Linked DNA regions of Homo sapiens: region 1 is linked to region 2. The links are chromatin contacts, found by Hi-C or POLR2A ChIA-PET in ENCODE. All regions are on one chromosome and are shown on one strand. The core of a region is the stretch at or near the end of the contact, and the rest is flanking DNA. Distances in the headings are between cores, read along the strand shown.

The links. A loop is a pair of places that touch in the nucleus more often than their neighbours do. ChIA-PET counts read pairs that join two places held with the same protein, here RNA polymerase II (POLR2A). Pooled maps may share reads with other maps.
Region 1: a pooled map shows a loop between it and region 2 (2.1-fold over the local background). The contact joins two enhancer-like sites. A Hi-C loop is called at or near these places in 5 of 50 pooled maps. POLR2A ChIA-PET finds 5 or more read pairs at or near these places in 3 of 52 experiments (activated B cell, activated naive CD4-positive, alpha-beta T cell and activated naive CD8-positive, alpha-beta T cell).

What each region holds. Positions count from the first base shown.
Region 1 is chr1:65,037,722-65,044,999 of GRCh38, reverse strand. It overlaps a transcript of JAK1 not described here. Among named protein-coding and RNA genes, the nearest start is that of MIR3671, 16 kb to the left of the region's middle. Within about 2 kb of position 3,404, at least 9 of the 41 ENCODE cell types and tissues checked have a DNase peak (open chromatin) inside an H3K27ac peak, as active enhancers do.
Region 2 is chr1:64,915,299-64,922,245 of GRCh38, reverse strand. All of the region lies in intron 1 of JAK1 (Janus kinase 1), which reads left to right. It also overlaps the pseudogene LOC100130270. Among named protein-coding and RNA genes, the nearest start is that of JAK1, 48 kb to the left of the region's middle. RefSeq lists an enhancer at 6,046-6,340. Within about 2 kb of position 4,750, at least 26 of the 41 ENCODE cell types and tissues checked have a DNase peak (open chromatin) inside an H3K27ac peak, as active enhancers do.

The sequences.
Region 1 (7,278 bases), core at 2,155-4,654, 120 kb before region 2:
TTTGGAATGCTACCAAATCCCATTACTAGTCTATAATCACACAATATTTTTACCTGCATCATTCCATTTGTTCCAACAACCTGGTAATGTAGGCTGGGCAACAGTTCATTGTTATGTTTTACAAACAGAGAATCAAACTCAGAGAAAAGACTTGCCCAGGGCATCACAGTCTCCAAGGGTGACAGCAGGACACAGCCTGCTGGAGCTATGAATCTTGCTGTTGCACTCAGTTGTCCTCTTTTGCTTCACTCCTCTCTTGTACTGCCGCCCAAACTGCGTGTACATCTCTCCCCTTGCCGTTGGCCTGTTGGCTACAAACAGCCACCAGCTCAGCAAAAACAACAAGACCAAATTGGAACTACTCTTTCAGGCTCCACTTCCCAAGCCATCTGGTCACCCTGACTTTCCACCACACAGGTGCAGTGGTTTGCAGATTGTCATCAATCTTCACCTTCACTTAAAAGTCACGTTGACTCTCTACAGCACCAAGCTGCCATAAGCATTCTTTTTCTACAGGCAGGTACGTAGGTATTAATCCTAATGTCACACTAACCCATTTGAAAAACTTGCAACTTCATTTACTTTCTCTAAGGTAGACAATAAGCTCAGAAATTGTCCTGAAAGCCAAGGATTTCCTGTGATGGGCTCACTGAAAAACATCTGACCTAAAGCTCACTCTGCACTTTGCCAAAAAGCAGAAACAACCATCTCCACATCACCAGTTCAGGGTCCCAGCCTGCTGAGCCTCCAAACCCAGCCCCATCCATATCTCTAACCTTTGCCAACCACTAGTCTATCCTTGCTTTCTAAAATTATGTCCTTTCAAAAATGTTACGTAAATAGGGCTGGGCACAGTGGTTTACACCTGTAATCCCAGCATTTTGGGAGGCCGAGGCAGGTGGATTACCTGGGGTCAGGAGTTTGAGACCAGCCTGGCCAACACAGTGTAACCTCATCTCTTAAAAAATACAAAAATTCAGCCAGGTGCGGTGACTCACGTCTGTAATCCCAGCACTTTTGGAGGCCAAGGCGGGTGGATCACTTGAGGTCAGGAGTTCGAGACCAGCCTGGCCAACATGGTGAAACCCTATCTTTATTAAAAATACAAAAATTAGCCAGGTGTGGTGGTGGGCCCCTGTAATCCCAGCTACTTGGGAGGCTGAGGCAGGAGAATTGTTGACTCCAGGAGGCGGAGGTTGCAGTGAGCTGCGATTGTGCCACTGCACTCCAGCCTGGGCAACAGAGGGAGACTCCATCTAAACAAACAAACAAGCAAAAAAAAAAAAAAAAAAAAAAAAATTAGCCAGGTGTGGTGGTGCATGCCTGTAGTCCCAGCTACTCAGGAGGCTGAGGTGGGAGAATCACTTGAGTCTGGGAGGCAGAGGTTGCAGTGAGCCAAGATTATGCCACTCCAGTCCAGCCTGGGCAACAGAGCAAGACTTTGTCTCAAAAACAAAAAACAAAAACAAACTATATATATATATAATCATATGCTATGTAACATTTTGGAATTGGCTTTTTTTCAATGTAGAATAACTCCCTGGAGATTCATCCAAATTGTGGTATAGGTTTTTGTTTTTATTATCTGAAGTCTATACATTTAAAAAAGTTTTTCTATTGAGTTTGTTTTATTATTAATGAAAATCTGTAACCAAGGTTATTGAAAGTAGGTGCCACTTCCTAGCTAGGAGACCTTGTGGATTACTTCATATCTCTGAGACTCCATCTCCTCACCTTTAGAATAGGCATAAAAATTAGGACTTTATATTATATTCCCCTTATTAATGGAGGCTAATTACAAAGATGCAATACCATGTCTTCTTTAGTCACAGAGTAACTCCAAGTCCTCATATTTCTGCGATTGGGATAAACAGCAGGTCTCATGCACTGTTTTGAGTGAAAAACATTAGATTCCATGATCTACTTTTTCTGAGACCACCTGTCATTCATATTGTCCTGCAGAAAGGATCTGATTGGGTTGGTTTGTCATTTCCAACATAGAGAACCTGTAATGGGCCCACACCAAACTCCTTGAAAGGTGTTTTCCTCTCTGTGGTTCTCTTGCAGAAGCACTAGGAGAATCTTTACACTTCTCTCTCTGGCCATCAGTCAGAACAAACTGAAGCCGGAGCTTGCCTTGGAGGTGATGCCCATGCGATAGAGGTGTTCTGGCTGAGGCTGATGACCACCTAGCAGATAGGGACTAAAAGCAGAAAAGCAGAGAGTTGAACTCATCCTCAGTTTAGTTCTCTGTAGACCAAGAACAGAAGTTATTTTATCAAACATAGTAAAAAATGAAAAGTCCCCGTTGAGTCAGTGCTCTCAGAAGAGGACTCTGGATTTGACAGGTACCTAGTACTTACTGGACCCGCATCAAAGACAGCTATTCCATAAGGTTGTTATAAGGAGAAAATTCAGTGGCCAGGACAACCTTCGGCCAACTCTAAAGCCCTATATGAAACACCAGTTATTTCACCAAGTCACCTGATGTAACATGAATTCAGTCTTCTCTATGCTTTTTGTGTATGAGCAACTGTAAAAAGAAATTTCTGGGGTGTGTTTGTGTGTGTGTGTGTGTGTGTGTGTGTGTGTTAAATAAGAGTGCCTGGTTTTTCATAACTAAGACTAAGAAAATGAAAAGTATATACAGTTGTCCTTCAGTATCTGAGGGAGATTGGTTCAGGATTCCCTCAGGTAGCAAAATCTATGGAAGCTGAAGTTCCTGATAATAAACGGGATAATATTTGCATTTACCCCATGCACATCCTCTCGTATACTTTCAATCATCTCTAGACTGCCTCTAATACCTAATACAATGTAAATGCTATGTAAATAGTTGTTATACTGTACTGCTTTAAAATTCGTTATTTTTTATTCTTATAGTGTTTTCTGTTTTGAGGGTTTTTTTGTTTTGTTTTTCTTTTCCAGATTTTTTTGTTTTGTTTTGTTTTGTTTTGAGACAGAGTTTTGCTCTTCTTGCCCAGGCTGGAGTGCAGTGGTGAGATCTCTGCTCACTGCAACCTCCGCCTCCTGGATTCAAGTGATTCTCCTGCCTCAGCCTCCCAAGTAGTAGCTGCGATTATAGGCATCTGCCAACATGCCTGGCTAATTTTTTGTATTTTTGCTAGAGACGGGGTTTTACCATGTTGGCCAGGCTGGTCTAGAACTCCTGAACTCAGGTGATCCACCCACCTTGGCCTCCCAAAGTGCTGGGATTACAGGCGTGAGCCACCGTGCCCAGCCCAGATATTTTTGATCCATGGCTGGTTGAATCTTCAGATGGGAGGACCAACTGTATGTATATATAGTATAAGTATTTGCTTGTGTTTCTGAAAGGAGACAGTAGAGTTCAGTACAGAGCTGGAAACTAGCGCCCCATGGTTCCTGTGAAATGTCTGTGTACAGGAACATACAGAATCAGATGATCGCTTCTGTGTTTGCTATGATAAGGGTTACACAGAGGCCATCAGGTAGGAGACGACACAGAGAGCACAGGTTGGAGCACAGGTGGGTCGCTAGGCATATCCAGGGTCCTGGGCTGATACAGTATCTAAAACAGAAAACATCCAGTGCTTACGGGGTACTGGCTCTTTCCTCAGACTCCACATTTGAGATGCAGAGGAACTAAAACTCCATCTTTGTGTATGTAGCAAGTTTTCCCCTTTCAGCTTTGAAAATGAAAGTTTGTTTTAGGTCAGGTTCAGCCTGGGGAAATGAGAAAATCACCCACTGGGATGAGCCCTTCCCCCTTCAACACTGTAAATAGCTTTTTCCACTTGGCGCGGTCTCCTCGCCACGGTAATAAGGAGCTCTTGCTGGCTGCTCCGACCCGTGCGACAGCCAGGCCTTCAGGAGGTCTGGTGTCCCTGCACTTTGTGGTCTCTGAGCAGTCCAGCTCTGCCTGCCATCAGTTTGGGCACTTGACATTTCAGGAAATCCTGAGCCCAGATTGCAGGCCCTCTTTTTCCGTGATGATACCCACTACATTGAAATGATGGATCTGTGATAGCAACAGGAGCGATGATATACATCTTTGTATATCCCTGCCCTCCCCAGACCCCAAGTCCTATATAAAAACTTCACTTCCTGGGCTTCCTTTACCCCACCCCAATATTTGCCATGTTTTCTTGTGTTTCATGATTTTTCTGTCAGCTCCTCTGAAATGTGAGGTCCTTCAAAGCAGGACTATGTTTTTTTTCGTGGTATCCCTTGCCCCTCGCAAAATGCCTAGGACATAATAGGTGTTCTATAAATGTTTGTTGAATGAATACAGAAAAACCAGAGCGCCACTATGGGTAGGTGAGTGGGATGGGGAAGGCCCTGAAATCCAGAGCACAGGGGGACCTGGGCATGTGTGTGTATGTGAGGGCTGAGTAGGGAGATTGTTGTGGACAGAATAATGGTCCGTAGAATAAAGGTCCACATTCTGATCCCTGGAACCTGAGAACACGTTATGTTAAATGCCAGAGGGAATTCTGGTTGCAGATGGAATGAAGGTTGCTCATCCCGATTGTAAGGTCGAGAGATTACTATGGATTACCCAGGTGGGTCAGGGTAATCACAGGGTTCTTACAAGTGGGAAGCAGGAGAGTCGGAGAAGATGTGATGACAGAAGCACAGGCTGGAGTGAAGTGGCCTCGAGCCACAGAAGGCAGGTGGCCTCTAGACGATAGAAAGGTCAAGGAACAGATTCTTTCCAGAGCCTCCAGAAGGAAAGCATCTGTGCTAGCACCTTGATGTTAGCCCTTTGAGGCCCAATTTCAGACTTCTTTTTTTTTTTTTTGGAGACAGGGTCTTGCTCTAGTTGCCCAGGCTGGAGTGTGGTGGGGCAATCTTGGCTCACTACAACCTCCACCTCCTAATTTCAAGGGATTCTCCTGCCTCAGCCTCCCGAGTAGCTGGGATTATAGGTGCCCACCACCATGTCTGGCTAATTTTTATATTTTTTGTAGAGACAGGGTTTTGCCATGTTGGCCAGGCTGGTCTTGAACTCCTGACCTCAGGTGATCCACCCGCTGCAGCCTCCCAAAGTGCTGGGATTACAGGTGTAAGCCACTGTGCCTCTTCGCATTTCAGACTTTTGACCTTAAAAACAACTTGTGTTGTTTTTAAGACACTAAGTTTGTGGTAGTTTCTTACAGCAGCTATTGGAAACTAATACAGAGGCTAAGCCTAGGGGAATGGGGGGAATCCTCAGGAAGGAACCAAATAGAACACATAACCCTGGAAAAGGCAATGGCTGTGTCGGAGAAGCTCAGTCAGCATCCAAAAATACCTTTCCTGCTGAATCACCCTAGATCAAAAGTCATTGACAGTAAGATCACCACTGGTACGCAGCTCAATGTGTGTTGCCTTTAGTGTCCCCAAATAGTGTGAATACCTCTAATAATTTGAGAGAAGCCATAGTAGAATATAGTGTAAAAGAGTCAGTCAAACCTGGGTTTGAGTTTCTTTCTGCCACCTATTGACTGTAGTAGCTTACAAATGATGTAACCTCTCGAAGCCACAGTTTACTTATCTGTAAACTGAAGATAAATCTGTTTCTTAACTAGAAAGATGGTGGTGAGGACTAAATAACACATATAATGTATTTAACATAATGCCTGCCATATAGGAAACATTGGATAAGCATTATCTATTACTAAAAACATACATACTAGGAACTTTTATAACAAGGTTGTTTGAGTTATCTCTATACTCCACACTGACTCAATCATATCTAGAGTCTGTAGTGAGTTGTGGGAACAAAGAGAGCAACTGGCATGGTCAAAAGGATGTCTAGGTTGGCAGTGGTGGCACACCTGGCCCCCTTGCATTTTCATAGGACTTTTACTGTTCAAAACACTTTCCCATCTATTATCTCAAACTATCAGATGAGGTTAATATGTATGTGTGTGTGTACTGGCTGGGTGTGGCGGCTCAAGCCTGTAATCCCAGCATTTTGGGAGGCTGAGGCAGGAGGATTGCTTGAGGCCAGGAGTTTGAGACCAACCTAGGCAGCATAGCGAGATCCTGTCTCTACACAAACACACACAAACACACACACACACACACACACACAAGACTGGGTGCGGTGGCTCACGCCTGTAATCCCAGCACTTTGGGAGGCCAAGGTGGGCAGATCACTTGAGGCCAGGAGTTTGAGATCAGCGTGGCCAACATGGCAAAACCCGTCTCTACTAAAAGTACAAAAATTAGCTGGGTGTGGTGGTGGGCACCTGTAATCCCAGCTACTCAGGAGGCTGAGGCATGAGAATTGCTTGAACCTGGGAGGCGGAGGTTGCAGTGAGCCAAGATCATGCCAATGCACTCCAGCCTGGGTGACAGAGTGAGACCTTGTCTCAAAACAAACAAACAAAGATGTCTAAAGGAATGGGGAGGTTTGACATAAAAGTTATGTGAAATATTTTCATGACTGGCTACATAATTTGTGGGGCCCAGTGCAAACTGAAAAAGTGGGTCCCCTTCTTCAAAAAAGTATTAAGAATTTCAAAATGGAATGGCTGGGCATGGTGGCTCACGCCTGTAATTCTAGCACTTTGGGAGGCCGAGGCGGGCAGATCACCTGAGGTCGGGAGTTCCAGACCAGCCTGACCAACATGGGGAAGCCCCGTCTCTACTAAAAATGCAAAAATTAGCTGGGCGTGGTGGCACATGCCTGTAATCCCAGCTACTCAGCAAGCTGAGGCAGGAGAATTGCTTGACCCCGGGAGGCAGAGGTTGCAGTGAGCTGAGATCGCGCCATTGTACTCCAGCCTGGGCAACAAGAGCAAAACTCTGTCTCAAAAAAAAAAAAAAAAAGAAAAGAAAAAAGAAAAAGAATTTCAAAATGGCAACATAAGAGCATTAAACCAAGCTTGGGGCCCTTCTGGACACAGTGCCCTGTTGCACAGGTTGTGCACCCGGATGGCCCCAAACATTCCCACGTAAGAAGGGATAGACTTGACCTCAACAGGGAAAACTAGAGCTAAGGGGAAGAAACTACAGACATAATGTGAGGCAGAACTTTGTAACAAGCCAATCATAGGAGCAACTTGGGCACTTAGGTCCCCAAAGTTGTTCAAGCAGAGGGTGGGCAGCCACTTTATAGAGACTTTATTGATTTATTTGTTTTATTTATTATTTTCTTCTTCAGAAACAAGGTCTCACTCTGTTGCCCAGGCTGGAGTACAATGGTGTCATCACAGCTCACTGCAGCCTTGACCTCCTGGCAAGAGGAGCGATCCTCTTGCCTCAGCCTCCCGAGTAGCTAAGACTATAGGCACATGCCACCACTCC
Region 2 (6,947 bases), core at 3,501-6,000:
TTATACAGGGTACAGGGATGGTCTGATTAGTTGTTCTCAAGTAACTAACTGGGGGGTGGGGGGCATTTAGTAGTGTTGTTGTTGTGGTTTTTTTTTTCCATAAGAACAATCAAATGAGGAAACTAATAGCACTGTGGGCTGCTTAGGGAATTTTTGTCACTGAAAGAACTGCTGCAAGCCCTGTGTCTCAGGAAGGGTGATGGAATGTCTAAATGTCCATCTGTCGGGAGAAGATTGAAGTCCCTATGCCGATCTACTCTGCTTGTGCAACTTTGTGATTTGCAGCCAGTTACTTAATCTCTCTTTACTGTTGTTGACTGAAGTCATGCTATAGCTGGTATTTCATATTACAAGGACAGAGTTCAAGAATTATCTTCTTGGTTGGAAATGGAAAGGAGGTATATCTGGAGTCAAGTCCAAATGGGTAAGCCATCTCACTCTAGAAACTCACTGTACAAAGGGACTAAGAAGGGAATAGAGAAGCTGCCTTGTTTATAAAAGGTTGATCCACTCCCAATAGTATAATCACAACAATTTCTAAGAGGTTTTATTTCAACCACTTATTTTCTTATCCCTAGGTTACACATCAGTTTGGTGAGAAGAGCTCAGTTTTTGGTTTTAGATGAGCTGAGTGCTTGTCTCAGTTCAGCCACTTGCTAGCTGCATAGCCTTATGCAAGGCACTTAAATTCTCTGAATCTCTGTTTCTTTATCTGTAAAATGATTTCCAGTGACCTACTATATACTCTAGTAGGTCACTGGAAATCAGTTAAGTTAATAGATGTGAAAGTGCTTTGTACACTTCAAAGGGCTGTCTAAATGTCTGTATGAGCCTGAAGGATAGTTGTTATGCTTTCAGTTATCAGTAGTCTAGGTGGCTGTGCAGAAAGGGAGAGGCGAGGGAGTCATATTTTTGACAACTAACTTGGGGTCCTATGATCGAAAGCCCAGAAATCCTCACTTAGATTTTTTCCCTAATGCAGCAGTCTTGTGCTGGATTTTGGAGTGTGGTAGAAACATATGCTACACTTATTAAAGGGGTTTGGCACTCTGTAATGTGGGATTACTGGCATAGAAGATGAAATGATAAAGGAACATCTCATCATATTCAGATGTGTGAGTCATGCACGCTTATGAGTTACTCTGAAAAATGGAATTATAATAGAAATGGGCATGAGTTCAACTTACATTATTTTCCTTGGCTTTAGCAGTTTTCAGGTTAAAAGTCACTGGATACATTTAACTGTCTTAAAGCATAGCATTTATAAAAAGCTTTTAGAACTTAGACTGTACAAAAGCACCTGAATTGGAAACTGTGTCTCTTATTTTTTCTATCAGTAGGATATTAGGGACAGTTTTGCACTGGACCTGTTCCTGTGTACTGCCTTGATACTTAACTCAGTCAGTGAATCAGTAAGCAGGAATATATGGACTCCTATAACCCTATTGGCCTTCAGGGAGCTTCATGGTCATTTATTCTGCCTGCCTGTTTTACAGTGGGGAAAACTGAGGGCCAGAAGGGTTCCTTGAATTATCCAAGGCCCAAGGTTAGGTTCTGGCAGAGGCAGGGTTAGAACTCATTCAGTCCACACCATGCTGTCTCCAGTGTATATGTGCTGGATGAGAAATTTTCCACTGCCAGCATTAATTTAATTTAATTTAATTTTAGTTTGGTCTAGTGTAGTCTAGTCTTGGATTAGTTTAAGACAGAGTCTTGCTGTGTCGCCCAGGCAGGAGTGCAGTGGCATGATCTCGACTCTTTCCAATCTCTGCTTCCTAGGCTTAAGCAATTCTCGTGTAGTTCTCAGCCTCCCAAGTAGCTGGGACTACAGGTATGTGCCACCACACCCAGCTAATTTTTATGTTTTATGTAGAGATGAGGTCTCGCCATGTTGCCCAGGCTGGTCTTGAATTCCTGGGCTCAAGTGATCCACCTGCCTTGGCCTCCCAAAGTGCTAGGATGACACATGTGCCACCACACTTGTCCTGTTTATTCCATTTAAATTACAGTTCATTTTGTGTAAGCCACTTTTCCCTGTTTCCGTCAATTTCAGATTTGGAAATACTTTTCAAGGATTATCCTTAATACTACATCTCCTCTTTATGCTTAAAAATTTTGTTTGATTCTTTAACCAGAAATGATCATAGTGATTTTTAACTTTCAATAGGGAGCTACTTTTTCATTAATTACTTGGGTCATATTTGTCACTTGATTCTTAGCACTTTTTTCTTTTGATGTCGTTTATTATTTATTGAGAAACATTTGAGTTCTTACTCTGTGCCAGGCCCTGTGCTTAGCAGGTGCTGGAGGTGAGAAGGCACTAAGTGATGGAAGGACCTCATCCAAGAACCCGACTCTGTCCTGAGAGGATCTAGGGTGTCCGTCAGGCCCCACCCCATTTGACTTAGGACCATTATTGTTTTTATAGTAGCTACTTGAAAGACTCATTAGGAAAAGTCATGCTTTTGTTCATTTCTGTTTTCAACCTAGCTAAGGAGACATATATTACAAGTAAATAATGGCACAAATTGGCAAATGATGAAAGTCCAGGGGATTATTGCCTAGGTAGAATTTTAGAAAGATGATGTGGAGAAATAGGAACACTTTTACACTGTTGGTGAGACTAAACTAGTTCAACCATTGTGGAAGACAGTGTGGCGATTCCTCAGGGATCTAGAACTAGAAATATCATTTGACCCAGCCATCCCATTACTGGGTATATACCCAAAGGAATATAAATCATGCTGCTATAAAGACACATGCACACGTATGTTTATAGCGGCACTATTCACAATAGCAAAGACTTGGAACCAACCCAAATGTCCATCAATGATAGACTGGATTAAGAAACTGTGGCACATATACACCATGGAATACTATGCAACCATAAAAAACGATGAGTTCATGTCCTTTGTAGGGACATGGATGAAGCTGGAAACCGTCACTCTCAGCAAACTGTCGCAAGGACAAAAAACCAAACACCGCATGTTCTGACTCATAGGTGGGAATTGAACAATGAGAACACTTGGACACAGGAAGAGCAACATCACACACCAGGGCCTGTTGTGGGGTGGGGGAAGTGGGGAGGGATAGCGTTAGGAGATATACTTAATGTAAATGACAAGTTAACAGGTGCAGCACACCAACATGGCACATATATACCTATGTAACAAACCTGCACGTTGTGCACATGTACCCTAGAACTTAAAGTATAATAATAAAAAAAAAGGTAAAAGGAGCCAGGTGAAATTAATATCCTATTTCAACATGTAATCAATATGAGAATTGTTTATGAGATACTTATAAATTTTTCTTCTTCGAAAAAAAAGTTGCTGCCATTCAAGATGGTCTTTAAAGAAGCGTAGTATTTGATTACTGGAGAGGATAAGGTAATTGATTTTTTTTCAAGTTTCAGTTATTTGTTAATGTAATCTCCAACACATTATATCAACATGATTTCATGTATCTAAAGGAGAAATATTTCCTAGTTAAGTGGAAAATAGTGCAGCTAGCTTCTGGAAGATCTTCATTCTAAGCAGCTTTATAGTGAAACATTTCATTTAGAAATCTGGACCATCTTTCTTCAGTTTACTGTAATCCACATTCACTGAGTAGAACTTGTATTGCTCATTGGAACCCAGTTTATTCCAGGGCCCTGGGTCATTCTTTCTGGCCCAACTAACATCTGGATTGAAATGCCAGATGCAAGACATACAGTGCTGCTCTGGTACCTCTAGCTCCATTAAATACAAAGAGGGGGATCAAACTCAGTTCCTTGGCCTGACCAAGGACCTGGTGGAGCATGTTTTCAGCAAGGGCATCTGATTTAAAAGGAGAGAACTAGCTTAGCTGCCAGGCCCTTGACTAAGTAGTATCTCAGAATAAAGTAATTGAAAATTAATGAGTATCTACTTAGGGTCTCTAAATATATTTAATTTTCTATGGAGGGAACTTTTTAAATTGAAAAATGTATCAACATAGAGAAGACTATGTAAACAGTATGTGTATAGTTAGAGAAAAATACCTATGTATCCACCATTCAGGTTAAGAAAGAGAACATTACTGGTATCTTAGAAATCACCTGGTAGTCCCCTCCACTGCACTTCCCTCAGAGGTAACAGTCACCCCCACTTTGGTATTAATCATGCCCTTTCTACCAGTGTATATGTCCCCAGAGCAAGCATAAACCTAGGTGTATAAGGAAAGGGCAGTGATGCCATCTCTAGATGAAGGCTCCCAGGAGAAGAGCTTCATGGTCTCTGGTTGAATTCATTACCCCTGTGTCTGAACAGAAACTCTGGGTCAAGTCTGGATCCAGAGTTGAGAGGTTGCAGGGACCCTTTTGGGAAAGTCAGTGGAAAAGATCATGAATGAGTTGTGGGAAACAGGGCTTCTCATAGTTGGAGGTACCTAGAAGACTGCAGTGGGCCCAGCTGTTGGGAGCCTGGGAGGAGTGGAGTCAAGAGGAATGTGCTGCTCCACCCTGGCTTATGTCCAGCTCTCAGGAATAGGCCAAATGGAATACTTCTGCGGGGTGAAATAGTCTTCTGCTGATTCAGGCAGCAGGACACAGCAGGGGAACAGGAATTTCATCAGTGCATGATTAAGAAAAACCAAATTCCATTAGGAATTTGGTCCAGGCTCACCCAGGCATTCTACCCTCAATGCAGTCTACGGGGATCTTGGCAGTGACTGCCCTCAACATAAGTATCCCTCAAGTTGCCCTGCTCACATGGGGATTGGTCATCCTCTGAGGCTGGCCACAGCTTTTGTGTTGAGACCGCTCTGTTCTGTGCTCCTGGGAGTTCCCTTCACTTCCTCTTTGTTTAATCTTTATTTCCTGTGTTGGAGCCTGTCTCCTGTTATTTTCAGAAGGATGCATAGCAGTTTGTTTTTTGAGATCTTTGATGTCTAACTGTATCTTGATTCTTCCTTCATACTTCGTTGATAATTTGGCTGGTTATAGACTTCTGGGTTGGAAGTTGTTTCCCTTCAGAATTTTGCAGGCATTGGGTGCCTGTCTCTTTCCTTGGTGCAGCTGTTAAAAAGCCTGAGAATATTCTCAATTTTTGATCTTTTGAATGTAGCCTGTTTTATTCTCTTTTGGAAGCTTTATAGACCCTTGTTTCCAATGTTATGAAATTTCCCAGGAATGCCCCAAACAGGTCTTTTTCTCCATTGTTTTGATGGGCCTTTCCAACCTGGCAACTGGTAGCCTTTGGTTCTGGGAAATCTTTCTCAAATGGTTTTGCTGATGATTTTCTCCCCTCCACTTTCTTTGTCTTTTCTTTAGGAATTCAGACATGTGACTGTCTGGATTGCCCCCTTTAATTTTCTTATCTCTTTTCTCCTATTTTCAAACTGTTCTTTTCTAACCTATTTCCTAAACTTTTTTTTTTTTTTTTGAGAAAGGGTCTCACTCTGTCACCCAGGCTGGATGGAGTTCAGCGGCAGAATCTCGGCTCACTGCAACCTCTGCCTCCCGGTTCAAGCGATTCTCCCACCTCAGCCTCCTCAGTAGCTGGGACTACAGATGCATGCCACCACACCTGGCTAATTTTTGTATTTTTAGCAGAGACAGGGTTTCACTATGTTGGTCAGGGTGATCTTGAACTCCAGACCTCAAGAGATCCCCCTGCCTCAGCCTCCCAAAATGCTGGGATTATAGTCATGAGCCACTGCGCCTGGCCTTTTCCTAAACATTATCTTCCAACCTTTTTAGCTTTTGAAAATTAAGATATTATTTACCTACAGCAAAGCTTATCAATGCTAAGTGTTCCTTTGGCTGTTTTGACAATCATATAGGCTTGTGCAGTTACCACCCTAAACAAAATATAGAACATTTCTATCAACCTAGAAGTTCCGTAGGGCCCTTTCCCAGCTGTGTTTTCATTTCTGTTATTATCTTTTTAATATTCGAGAGCTCCTTTTTTCTCTGAAATGTTACTTTAAAAAAGAAACATTTTATTCTTGATTCACAAATAAAAGGTATTCTTTTATCTTTCTGAAGACATTAATTTTTAAAGTTTTCTCTCTGTGTAATGTTTTCTCTGAGTTGCTTTTTTCTATCTCCATGTCTGCATTAGAGGCTTTCCTCAGACATATGTTTACCTTGGCTGTTTGTTTATGATTAAACTTGGAGGAAGGCTGAGCATGTGCCTCGGGCTTGTGAACTTTGAACGTCACTAAGAGTGAGCCATTCATTGGGGAACTCCCAGCCTCTGTGTCTTTAGGTCAGTCCTGGTGAGATGGTCACATTCCTCAGAAGACAGTATTCCAGTCTCTCACCTGGAGGGCTAGGGACTGGCTGCCAGCATTTCTGGAGCTGCAGGGAAGAGGGTGAAGGCTGTAGCATCCTGGCCCCCAGCACTCAGCATGTGTGCAGATGCCGTCTTTCTGCGTGCCCAGAGGTTCCCATGCTTCACCTGACATCTCTAGTTACAGGACCCTTTGTCTTATCCTTTCCAGAAACTAAACCTCTAGATATGTGTTTCCTTATAATAAAATAGTCACTAGCCACATGGTAGCCACTTAAATTTAAATTAACATTTAATAAAATTAAGAAATCGGTTTCTCAGTTACAGTAGCCATCTTTTAAATGCCTGGTAGCCACATGTGACTGGCTGCCGTACTGGACACAGCACAGATACAAAACGTTTCCATTATTGTGGACCATTTTACTGGACAGTGCTGGTCTAGACTTTTGCTGGGGCAGAGGAGTGGCCAACGGGATTCTTTTTCTCAAACACCTTTCTCTGGCCCTCTTTCTTCACCCCAGTTACTGGTGCTTCCTTCCAGTTCCTGTGACTTTGGAGACTTCTGTGGTATACGTTAATTTGGTTATCAGCTTTTGCCATTGTCAGCTTGGGATTCAGTATTTGTGGATTATCGAAGTCAATTTTTTTTTTACATATCCAACTACTTTCCAGTTTCCAAAGTTGTAGTTT